Regions from separate parts of the Homo sapiens genome. Here region 1 is linked to region 2. A link is a contact called in ENCODE Hi-C or POLR2A ChIA-PET data. All regions are on one chromosome and are shown on one strand. The core of a region is the stretch at or near the end of the contact, and the rest is flanking DNA. Distances in the headings are between cores, read along the strand shown. Region 1 holds the start of LOC101927871 (a long non-coding RNA gene). Region 2 has its middle 38 kb from the start of LINC01773.

Evidence for each region. A loop is a pair of places that touch in the nucleus more often than their neighbours do. ChIA-PET counts read pairs that join two places held with the same protein, here RNA polymerase II (POLR2A).
Region 1: a map of mammary epithelial cell shows a loop between it and region 2 (3-fold over the local background). The contact joins two enhancer-like sites. A Hi-C loop is called at or near these places in 1 of 168 maps with a recorded cell type or tissue (mammary epithelial cell) and 1 of 37 single-sample maps with no recorded cell type. POLR2A ChIA-PET finds 5 or more read pairs at or near these places in 1 of 52 experiments (MCF 10A).

The regions. Positions count from the first base shown.
Region 1 is chr1:87,954,406-87,960,176 of GRCh38, reverse strand. It overlaps LOC101927871 (a long non-coding RNA gene), which reads right to left and starts at 299. Exons shown (of 3, transcript XR_426720.4): 1 at 257-299. Within about 2 kb of position 4,001, at least 2 of the 41 ENCODE cell types and tissues checked have a DNase peak (open chromatin) inside an H3K27ac peak, as active enhancers do.
Region 2 is chr1:87,865,618-87,872,097 of GRCh38, reverse strand. No RefSeq gene overlaps it. Among named protein-coding and RNA genes, the nearest start is that of LINC01773, 38 kb to the left of the region's middle. Within about 2 kb of position 2,282, at least 4 of the 41 ENCODE cell types and tissues checked have a DNase peak (open chromatin) inside an H3K27ac peak, as active enhancers do.

The DNA of each region.
Region 1 (5,771 bases), core at 2,752-5,251, 86 kb before region 2:
ATCTTAGACACTCAACAACACATGCACACACACATAGAAACTGCACATACACTGCATACCTGCACATCCTTTACAGTACCATTAAGGGCATATTTAGGAGGAGAGGTGCCTGTGTGTCCCTAAATTAAATCTTTCTAAAAGTTGAAGCCTGTTTTTGTGCATTCACCCCCATCTTATGGACACAGTTATTCTATCACACCCCGCTAAAACACAGATGAAGGGAATTTCCCAGAAAGACCAGGAAAAGATGCCGTACCAGCTAGGGGATCTCTGGGCAAGTGGGAGGGTCAGCTTCTACTCCAATTCAATCTTGAGGGACGCTTTCCCACCGTCAGAGTCCGTCAACATCTGTAGAATGATGTATTTTCCTTCGCACTCACGCTTTTTTCGTATATCAAGTGTTTCTTACTCAGTATTGCCCTGTTCCTTTGGATCCAGTGAAATCATTAGAGATCTGCCATTAATAATTCTTAATTGTATTCCCTTCCTTCTTTCCCACTGGACTCCTGCTAGAGCCTATCCTTCTGTACATAATCACTCCGACCTGTTATTTCTCCTTCTCCGTGGGTTTCTTCCTCCATTTGAATAGCTCACTCATAAACAGCATCATTGAGACTCAAGATAAGTAGATGTACAAGTGCCTCTGCACTTGAAGCTTCCCATCTGGGCAAATCCTCATCCTCTCACTGAAGCATGTCTATGACTTAAGTTTCCACAGCCCTCTTCAGCAGCAGAGGAACGCCTGCTCCCTCCTCCCTTCAGTTGCACACCAGCCGATGTGGCACACATTATATCAAACTTAGGCCCCCAAATGGCCCCACCCTAGCCTCTCAGCCAGCACATGTATGCGTTGGCAAAACAGGGGAGAAGAGACAATAAGAATATTAGAAGACACATTTAAGGGCCACAACATAAAAGAGCAACTTAAGTAACAGTACAAACAAGAAAAACTATTACTATAAGCAAATTCCAAAGGATTGTTCTCTGTTTTCACAAAAACCAGAGGAGGAAAAAAAAAAACAGCCTTACACCACAGTGGGACAGGGTTTTGCTAAACATACAGAAGAACCACTTGACAGTGGAGATGAACAAACCCAGAAGCAAGCCACCCCATAAGTTCTTGAAAGCTGCATTATAAAATGAAAAATAACAATTTATTTTGAATGGTAGAGAAAGACTTTCTGGGAGATGAGGTTGGGAGTGGGGTGGAGTTGGACTACACAAACACATATAATCTTGGAACTGGAAGGGACGTTCAGGGCCTGCACCATCTGTTTCACAGAAGAGGCACAGAATAAATTTGCCCAAGGTTACAAGGCTAGTTAGTGTTTGATATTCCAGACTTCCTAACTCCAAGTCTAGTGCTCTTTTCAGAGCCCCAATTTAACTTAGAAATTGTGTCCCACTTTAAGATGATTTTTTTAGAAGGAGGAGAAGAAAGAGGAAGAGGAGGATTGAAACAAACAAACAAAAATGATGGATGGTTGGTTTACCATTATGCATCCTGGTAAATCCAGGATGTGTAAAAGATAATCCTCTCTCCTGGGAAGAAGAAACAGTTAACAGGTGACCATTAACCCTGAAGCCTAACACTAAACCAGGGCCTGTGAAGACTTGCAGTTATCTTCATTTTGTTGTTTAAAAGACTGGGTTCCATAGGCAGAGACAGAGCTATGCTGAATAGCGACACTTACCATTTGCTCCTCCAAACACATTCTGTAGGAAGGCGTGGGATTTCACAGCAGTGAGAGCAAAACTATTCACAGCAGTACCATATGCTCCCCACCATCAGGAGCGGCGGTACTGGTCACTGGACTTGGCAGGCAAATCAGCTGAATGGAAATTCTGAAGACCACAGTAGGAGTTTTCTCTTTGTGGGTTTTGGATGGTAAAATCTTCAATCTGTTCCACAGGCAGAAATCAGAGTGAAAAATAATTCTACACAAATTGTGAGTGTATGTGTGTGTGTGTGAGGACGTGCATGTGTGTTACTTCTAGAAAAGTTAAGGGGAAGCAAAGGCTTGGTACTCATCTTGCACACTATCTTATAGAGGTAGGAGGTCACACACTGAATGCAAAGAGGTAAAGACTGAGAACGCAGAAGATAGAGGATTATTTTTAGTATAAATTCCATGTTTTCCATTTTTTACCTCTAAGAAAAAAAGCAAGATTGAGAAGAATTTCCCAAATGCCAAGACCATTTAATAGCAGAATTACAACCGACGATAAATGCAGCACTTTTTAAAGCTTGTCCTTTCTCTGTTATTAACTTTGTTCTTTCAGTTGTGCCAGAGAAAGCACAAGAGATAGAAATTGGCAGAAATATGGGTCTGAAGAACAGAAATTCAACTCAAATGAAAATACCGTGAAAACCTCTAGTATAAAAAAAGTCTTTTGTTTAATAGCAAAACTTTCATCAAGAAAAGGTTTGTTTGAATTAAATGTAAAATTTAGGACAGTCTGTTATCTAATCATTACTAGTTCTGTGCACACAGGGTATTTTCTATTTCCAAAGTGGTCTGCAATCATTAGTTAAGCCACCCAGCATGCTCAGTCTAAATTGTATATATGTATATAATAGATAGGGAGAGTTGCTGGGGAGAGGCAGCGTGGCCTAGCAGGCTGAGTAATGGACGGGTAACTCAGAGTTGGGAGTTCTCATTTTCATCACCTGGTTAGTCTACAGTGGGAGCCAAGCCTGTACCCACAAGACTCTAAGACAAGGAAGCAACTTGTTTCGAAAATACATACATGTATGATATAAAATATCTTTTCCAACAATTGAGGAGTTTTAATTTTCTATAAGTACCATTGGCATCATGTAGGTCCAGTCTCAATTTTCCCCATAGGCAAAATATATTTTTAAAGGCCAGTCTTTCTGTAAATAACTATATTGAGAGGCAGCACAATGCTTAATAAGATACCTGTAGATGCTCACCAATGTCCTTTTTAACATGTGGAAACTGTCCAGAAAGTTTAAATGTATTGGAATAAATCAGTGGTGTAATTTCCTTTCCTCTTATTTTTGGCCATCAATAATACTAGTATATATTGTTATCCGAGCTTTGCCAACTTCAATTTTTCTCTTGAAAAGGAGAATCCTCTAAGCAAGATGTTGCTTTTAAGTGTTCTAATGTAATTTTTTCAAACATGAACCAAATGCTGGTGCCCAGCAGAGCTTGTCCACATCATGCCTGGATTCCAATTGCATAGCTTTCCTTCATTTTCATTTGTTTGCTCCTACCCTATCCAAACACATTAATTTGTGGTTCAGATAATGTATTCCATATGTTTAATTAGCCATTACATGAAATGTGGGAAGGTGGGACTTTTAAAATGCATTCTCCATTTCTCCCAGTTTCCTGACTGTTAACTCACATTCTCTGATGGTGTTTGTTTGTTTGTTTAATTATTTTCACAATAAAGAATCTGTCTCCAACAAAAGTAATTACTTCAAGTTGTAGATTTTCTTTGGATAATACAAATTTAGTTTGTTCTATACAGTTAAATTAATTCTGCCCTATCTTGTATACAACATATGTGATGTAGTCATTGCTCAATAAATAAATACTCATAATAAAATATAACTTAAATAGACTAGTATTAAGGAGTTCTCCTTTATAAAGTTTCTGGATTTCTAAAGTGCATTTCAATGTCCGTAAATTTCCAATTTTTTTCTAAGTAGTTTGCTTGGTGAAATACTAATTTATTGACAGATGTCAAATTTATCTCAAGTATGTCCTACTGATGTCAAAAAAATGACCAGCACTGCATTTGGCATATATTCAGAAATTCTTAACTCTTCCTAATTGATTAACGGTAATAACGGCCCCTGGAATGCCCCCACCGAGTCTGTAGCTAGCCTCACAGTGATTCACTATGGCGTCACTGGGAGAGATGAAGCCCAGGGCTGCAGTGGTGCCAGTTCATGCCTTTTCAGTGAGAAGGCATTCAGGTTACACAGAGTGTTAATCTGGCCACAAAATGGGAGACGGCTAAGTCTGCCTGGAATGTCTGGCTGCTGGTTGGCAGACGCAGCCCTTTTTTCACCTTGGATCTGCTGGGCTAAGGATGCTTTCATAGTAATTTTCCAATGTCTTCCTTGATCAGTGGACTGCAGCATTTTGTCATTTTGCAGATTTTGTTTTCTTCATGGGTTATTACTTCCACTGAACTGCACTTAACATCTATTAGCTTAGGTCTCCAGAAGATCAAAGTCCCTCTGTATCTGATTATTCTGCTCTTTGCAATTTGTGTCTCCCCCTCACCCTATCCCCTCCCCACCAATGCAGAAGGCTTGCACGTTTACAGATTTGGTTTCAGTGCTTTCCCCAAATCGTTTATAGACATAAAAGCATCATAAATGGGACATCGTGTCTCCGGAAAGAAAATAAGAGAGAAAAAGTGAAGACAGCAATAGTTATTCTTGTATTATTTCCATCTCAAAATGAATCTTTTAAAACTCATGTTTAAATATTTCCCTTTTTGAAATGAGATGGGTGAGGGAGTGAGGAAGAAGTACTAATGTCACAGAATTATGCTAATGTTATAGAAACAAAATTCCTGTTGAGATTTATTCTCTTTACTAAATCACTCTACCCCACTCCCACTTTTCCAAAGCCCTGTCCCATCTCCTTACATTTTAGTTTAAAATATTTGCATTGTCTTTTTTAGGAACCGGTCCACAAGGCCAACATTCCATTCATTTTATGGTTTATTGTTAAGGTAACCTTAATAAGTAGGTTCTGATGGAAGATTTTATTCCCTTTCTGAACTTTTAGTAAATGATAATCATTCTCTAAATTTGGTCTCACCGCTGTGATGTACCAAAGATCCTCTATCAAACGTCGACCCTGTCTCATCAATAGGCCAAAGCTGGCCCCATCAAGGCATTTGCACCGGCCCTAGAAAGAATATTTTTAGACGCTACATAAGAGGCCCAGTGTACATCTATCAGCAGACTTGAAGTGGGTGCTTGTAAGTTGAGACAGGTATTAGAAACTCAAACTATGTTTGGCAGCTAAAAAAAAAAAAAAAAAAAAATTAAGGAAATTGGAATCTGAAGAGAAATAAAGACCCAGAGCCTTTTTTGCAAGGATATTTCCTCATCAGAAATACTCAACACTATTCTCTATGGTGAATAAAGAAGCCAAAGCAAGAAAGGAGAGAGAGAGAAAGAGAGAGAGAGAGAGAACGTGTGAGCTACAGCAGGACTTCCCAAACCTGAATCTGTGTGCAGATCACTTAGGGACCTTGTTGAAATGAAGACTATGATCCAGCAGGTCTGGAGTGGGATCTGAGAGTCTAAAATTAAATTGCTCACCAGTGATTCAGATGCTGCTGGGCCCAAGACCACATTTCAGTAAAGAGTTAGTGTTTCCTTGTGTCCCTCCACAAATCTGACACTGCAAAAGGTCACTTCACTCCACCTGGCACACCTCAACCCCTTGTGAAACACTGGTCTCTGAAGAAGGATGATGAGGAGCCCTAGAGCAATGGCCCTTTAACTTTGCTACATATTATGATTCCTTGGGAGATTTGAAAACTCTCCATACCCAGGCCACACCCCATATATCAATTAAATCAGAATCCTTCGGAATGGGACCCAGGAATGAGTATTTTTAAAAGATTCTCCATGTGATTCCAGTGTACAACCATGTTTGAGGACCAATAGCTTAAATAAAAATAGCACAAGGAGAAAAAAAACAGCCAACATGTGTTGGCTTCTTCTATACAAATACATGGCTTTGTGAGAAATATATACATTTTTT
Region 2 (6,480 bases), core at 1,033-3,532:
AAGGAGAGAGCGATGGGGGTGGGGGAACAGTAGAAGCATTATTTTTAAGAGGGGAAAAAAAAGCCTTAGCCAAAGACAGATGACCTTGCCCTTGTTCTGCTTTGACATGGGAAGTTGAACTGCCCCAGGAAGTCATTAACAGACCAGTAGTGACTGTTTTGTCAGGTCTTATTGTTTAATTAGATCACAACTTAGATCCCAATTCTAAAATCCTTTTGGCACATGCCATAATTCCCAGTACTTAGTATCAAATACTTCCTAGCAGCTGCCTGTGTAAGGCAAAAAGTAAGTAAATTCAATATTTAATTTTTTAAATAACAGACTCTTAAAGTTTCTGGTTGTTGATCACACAAATCTTTTGTAAAAGTAATTGCACCCTGTGGTTCTCAAATGCTCAATTTGTCTTCAAGGCTTCTTTTGAATCATAGTAAGTGCTTTGCACCATACCTGGAGAATTGCAAGTCTTTAGTCTTCCCAATCATATCCTGGTTTGAAGATGCATCTTCTTTGTGTCCATTGACTATGACCTGAACTGCTTCTGAAGCAAAACAGAATCAAAGCTCTAAACCTATGGAAGGAGAAGATGTGTGGCAAACTATTTGTATTTGGTTCTAATATTTCTGGCCTATCAGAGCTGGGCTTTCTGGATATGAATCACAAAATTTAGTGGCATCCAAAAATTAGAGGAAAGATCTGTAGGATCCCAGAAATCCTTGGCCAACAGAACATTTTTCCCTTCACCCAGTTTGTTTCAGATACTAGATATTTTCAGCATAAAATGTCTCAAATGTTGGAACTTATCACTTTTCCTCCAATGGCTCCATCCATAGACCAATGGATCTGGTTATTAAGATTTTTCTTCTGGAAAACCAGCTTGCATTACATTTTGCTCAATTTCATTCCACTGCCCCCAGTGGTGCTACTATAAACACATCTTTCAGGCCCTTTTTTCCCTCTTCTTCCTATTTTTCTTCTTTCCTTCCTTCCTTCCTTCCTCTCTTCCTCCCACCCTCCTTCTTTTCTTTCTTTCTTTCTTCTTTCTTTCTCTATCTCTTCCTTCCTTCATTACTTTCTTTCTTTTCCTCTTTCTCTATTTCTCTCATTCTTTTTTCTTCCTTCCTTCTTTCTTTCCTTTTTAGTATTAAAATAGACAATTATTTATTTATTTATTTATTTATTTATTTTTTTATTTATTTATTTATTTTTTTTGAGACGGAGTCTCGCTCTGTCGCCCAGGCCGGACTGCGGACTGCAGTGGCGCAATCTCGGCTCACTGCAAGCTCCGCTTCCCGGGTTCACGCCATTCTCCTGCCTCAGCCTCCCGAGTAGCTGGGACTACAGGCGCCCGCCACCGCGCCCGGCTAATTTTTTGTATTTTTAGTAGAGACGGGGTTTCACCTTGTTAGCCAGGATGGTCTCGATCTCCTGACCTCATGATCCACCCGCCTCGGCCTCCCAAAGTGCTGGGATTACAGGCGTGAGCCACCGCGCCCGGCCGACAATTATTTTTATCTGTAGTGTCTTTCTCCATTTAACCAAGCTCTATATGTTGTGTTAACATTTTATTTTACATTTTTCTCTCCATTTCATAAATCTGTAGAGTTATGACTTTGCTTTTCCAAATATCATTGTTTGTTTTCAATATTTTTCCAAAGTGTAATAAGTATTATGTAAGTTTTATTTGTAGGGGGTATAAGAATACTTAGGAAAGATAACAGCTCAGGTTGGTGAGATGCAATGAGATTTCTGGAGGAAGTAATGCTTGGGCTTAGTTCTGAAGGACAAGAAGTAATGTGGAAAGGGGTTGAGGGAAAGCTTTCTCGTCTGAGACAGCACCAATGTATAGAGCTTGAGGGTAGTGGATAGGGAGAACAAATGAATAAAACTGCAAGTAATCACAATTAAAGGGCAAATTGTAAAGGCTGAGCAAGAGGTGATAGATAAGGTGAAAGAAAAGCAAGGATCAAACTGCAAAAGACATTGCACACTGCAATAGGGTTTGATCCTTATTCTAACTGTAAAGGTTAGTGATCAAGGGCTTTAAGAAGGAGAATAATCAGGTTCCTGTTTCTGAAAGATAATTCTTGCACATGTAGACAATGGAATAGAGTAGTGGGGAAAAAGGAAGTAAGAGAGAACAGTTTGAGGGATATACTAAGCAAGAAATAGCGACCTAAAGTTAAGTAGTAATAATGCAAACAGTAGGTAGGTAGGTGGAGTCTACACAACTTGATGACTAGCTGGATTATGAAACTGAGAGAGACAGGCAGTGAAAGATGACTCTAAACTTCCTGGCTTGGGAAAATAAGGAAATTGCAGAAATGACTCAGGCATTTATTGAGAAAGCAAAAGCAAAGATGAAAGTTCCAATATGGACAGCAAATGAAATCCATTTTGAAATGTTGAGTTCATGGTGCCTGTGATACACTCAGGTGCAGATATTTAATTGCCTGATTGAGTCACAAATATGGGATTTATCAGTCTACAGAGGATAATAAAGTCTTGAAAATAAATGAGATCACCCAGAGAGGTTTTTGAGTGAGAGTGGAGTCCAGGACAGACTTTGAGAGAAAGCCAACATGTGGACAAAGGAAAATTAAGCCATGGAAGATTATGATAAAGAATAACCATAGAGACAGGAACAAATCAAAGAAAGTATTATGTCACCAAAAAGAGAAAGAAAAATTTCAGGAAGTGCTCAATACCATCAAATAGAAAAATCGGTACTGAAAGATTATTGTATTCAGTAGCAGGGCAGTCATCAGTGACCTTGTCAAAATGGTTTCATGGTAATTGTTGTAGATACCGATTGCGTTAAAATAGTTGAGTCTGTTTTAGTAACTTGTGTCTTTCAAAGAATTTGTCCATTTCAATTGTTGTACTTGTTAGAAGGGAAGTTTTTGTGATATTATCATATTATTACTATAATCTCTATAGGATACATAGTGAGCTCCTCTGTTTCATCCTGAATGTTAGCAATTTATCTCTTCTTTCAATCTTGACCAGCCTAGCCAGAAGTTTATCAATTTTGTTCTGTTTTTCTTCAAAGGAGCAAGATTCGGTTTCATAGGCTCCCTCTATTCTTTTTCTATTTCATTACTTTCTTCTCACCTTTATTATTTCCTTTCTTCTGCTTATTTTGAGTTTAATTTGTTCCTATTTTTCATTTCTTAATGTGGGAGTTTAGATTATTGGTTTTAGAATCTTTGTCTGTTTCAATATAACCATTAAAGCTATAAAATTTTCTCCAGCCTTTAGCTGCAACCCATGATTTTAATATGTTGCGTTTTTAGTTTTCTTTTTTTTCAAAATATTTTATAATTTTCCTGTAATTTCTTCTTTGTTCCCGTGGGTATTTAAAAGCATGCTTTATTTCCACATACTGAAGATTTTCAGGTATTTTTCTATTATTACTTTCTAATTTAATTTCTTTATCATTAGGTAGCATATACTGTATTATTTTAATTATATTTCTAAACTTATTGAAAATTACTTTTTGATTTAGAATATGGTCTAGCTGAATGTTTCAAACAGTCCTGAAAAAAATGTGTATATTGCTGATGCTGGTTGCAGAGTTCTATAAATGTCAATTATATCAAGTTGTTTAGTATTGTCCAGGCATCTATACTCTTACTATCTGTCGATTTGCTCTATTAATATTTATTCTTTCAGTTTATTCAGATTTTGCTTCATATTCCTGAAGCCCTATTATCAAATGCATACATATTTAGGATTGTTTGTCTCCTTAGTGGTTTGATCCCTTTAAGATCATGAAATTCTAGGTAATATGCCATGTTCTGAAATCTGTTTTATCTGATATTAATTACATCCACTCCAACTTTTTGTAATGCTCTGGGTTTTCATGGTATAACTTTTTCATCTTTTTACTTTTAACCTATTTGTGTTTTATATTTTAAATGAGTTTCTTGTTAACAACATGAAATTAGGTCTTTGATGATCTATTCTGACAATTTCTGTCTTTTAATTGAAGTGTTCAGGCCATTTAAATTTAATATAATTATTGATATTTGTCAGTTTAAATTTTCAACTTGCTTTTTTTTCTATTTGTGTCATCTCCTTTTTGTTCCTTTTTTACTCTTTTCCTGCCTACTTTTGGATTAACTGAGTATTTTTAGTATTCCATTTTATCTCTACTATTTACTTATGAGCTATACTTTTTTTTGTTTTGTTTTTCAGTGGTTTTTCTAGGGCTTACAAAATGCACTTTTAATGTATTACAGCTGCTTTTCCACCTTGGATGACTAACCATTCCTGTTTGCCAAGGTCTGTGGGTAGAAGTAGGGAGTTCCCAGTTTTTAGGACTTTTAGTGACCAAACCAGGAAAGTCACAGGCACACGGGAATAAAATGGGTTACCCTGCTCTTCATATTTATTATAAGGTCCCTAAACAGCATACTATAAACCCCACAATATGTTACCATTGCTTCCAAATTAAACAAGTATATTTTAAAGAATTTTAAAACACACAAAAAAATCTGCTATGTTTGCCCACATATTTACAATTTTTTGCAATCTTGTTATTTTTTGAGATACATGTCTCCATTTGGTATCATTTTATTTCTGCTGTTGAGCTTCATTTTACATTTCTTATAGTTCATGTCTGCTGATGACACCCTCAGTTTTTGATTTCTGCAAAATCTCTTTTACCCACCCCCCCTTTGTATGGATATTTTCATTGAGTGTAAAATTATAGGCTGACAGCATTCTTAGTACTTTTAATATGCCACTCCATTTCCTCCTGACTTTGATAACGTCTCACAAGAAGTCTTTAGCTTCATATCTTTGTATTTCTATGTAATGTTTCTTTTTTCTCTATTTTTAAGATTGTATGATTATCACTGTTTCTCTCAATATTATTTCACCTTCCACTTCACTCTGTGTGTATGTCTGTTGCTGGCGGGGGGGCGGGGGGGGTGTTCATTCTTCATTAAGTTTACATTGAGCTTCTTGGAATTTGGCTTTATAGTTTTTAGCAAATGTGAAGATGTTTTGGCCACTATTTCATCAAATATTTTCCCCCTCTTACCCCCAGGACATAATTCGTACCTTTTAAATACTTTATAATGTTCCATAGATCACAGAAGCTTTGGGGTTTTTTTTGTTTGTTTGTTTCTTCTCTTTTGCTTTATTCTATTGTTATATGAAAGACTACTGATTATTTTATTTCATCTGCAGTGTCTATTATCTGTTGATATTAACCTCATTCAGTAAAGTTTTCATTACAGAGTTATATTTTTCATGTCTAGACTTTTTATTTTTCTCTGTATCTTTTTATTATGTACTTTTGTTCTAAGTAGTTTACATAGTATAACAGTTGTTGTAACATCTTTTCTGTCTGCTAGTTCTATCATCTCTGTCATGTCTTATTCTGTTTCCATTGACTGATTTTTCTCCTAATTGCATATTTTAGTTTTTTAGACTATCTAGTAATTTTGGATTGGGTGCTGAACATTGTCTGACTGTTTGGATTTTGTTATCTTCATATGTATTTCTGATTCTCTCTCTCTCTCTCTGTCTGTGTGTTTAAGTTACTTGCTGTGATAATTAATTTTATGTGTCAACATGACTAGGTTAAAGGATATTACGATAGCTGGTAAAACAATATTTTTGGTTGTGCCTGTGAGGACGTTTTTGGAAGAGATCGGTGTTTGAAAGAGTAGACCAAGCAAAGAAGATCTGCCCTCACCAGTGTGGGCAGGCGTCATCCAATCCATTGAGGGCCAACCTAGAAGAAAAAGGTGGAGAAAGGGAAAATTTACTCTCTCTTTTGGAGCTGGAATATCCATCTTCTGCCCTCAGACATCAGAACTCCAGGTTCCCTGGCCATCAGACTCTGGGACTTACACTAGCAGCCTCATAGTTTCTTAGGCCTTCAAACTGAGACTGAGAGTTAAACTACTGGCTTTTGTTTTTCTCCAGCTTGCAGATGGTGTATCATGGAACTTCTCAGCCTCTATAATTGCATGAACCAGTTCCCGTAATAAATCCTCTCTTCTACATTTATAACTGTCTGTCTGTCTGTCTGTCTGTGTATCTATCTGTCTGTCTGTCTGTCTGTCTGTCTATCTATCTATCTATTCTATTCTATTGCTTTTGTTTCTGTGGAGAACCTTGATAAATATACTCTATCAACTTTATCCTTCCAGAACGTGTTTTAAGCTTTGTTAGAACCTCTAGACAAGTCTTCGCTCTAGTAATTACTCAGTCCCATTTCTAAGGCATAACCCCTCTGGGGTCCCAGATGGTCACTAAGGATTCTCAACTCTAGCAGTTGGGAGGTAGAACACCTTTTTGTCCTTTGTGAACTCTGGAAGTTGTTTGTTTAACTCACCATACTCTACTTGTTCTTTATACAGATTTATACATGCATGGCCTAATAATCAGCAAGACTCAAAGGGAAATCTACACTAATTATTGAAAACTTTTTCTTAATGACTCCCTCCTTTTGGAGTCTGTCCT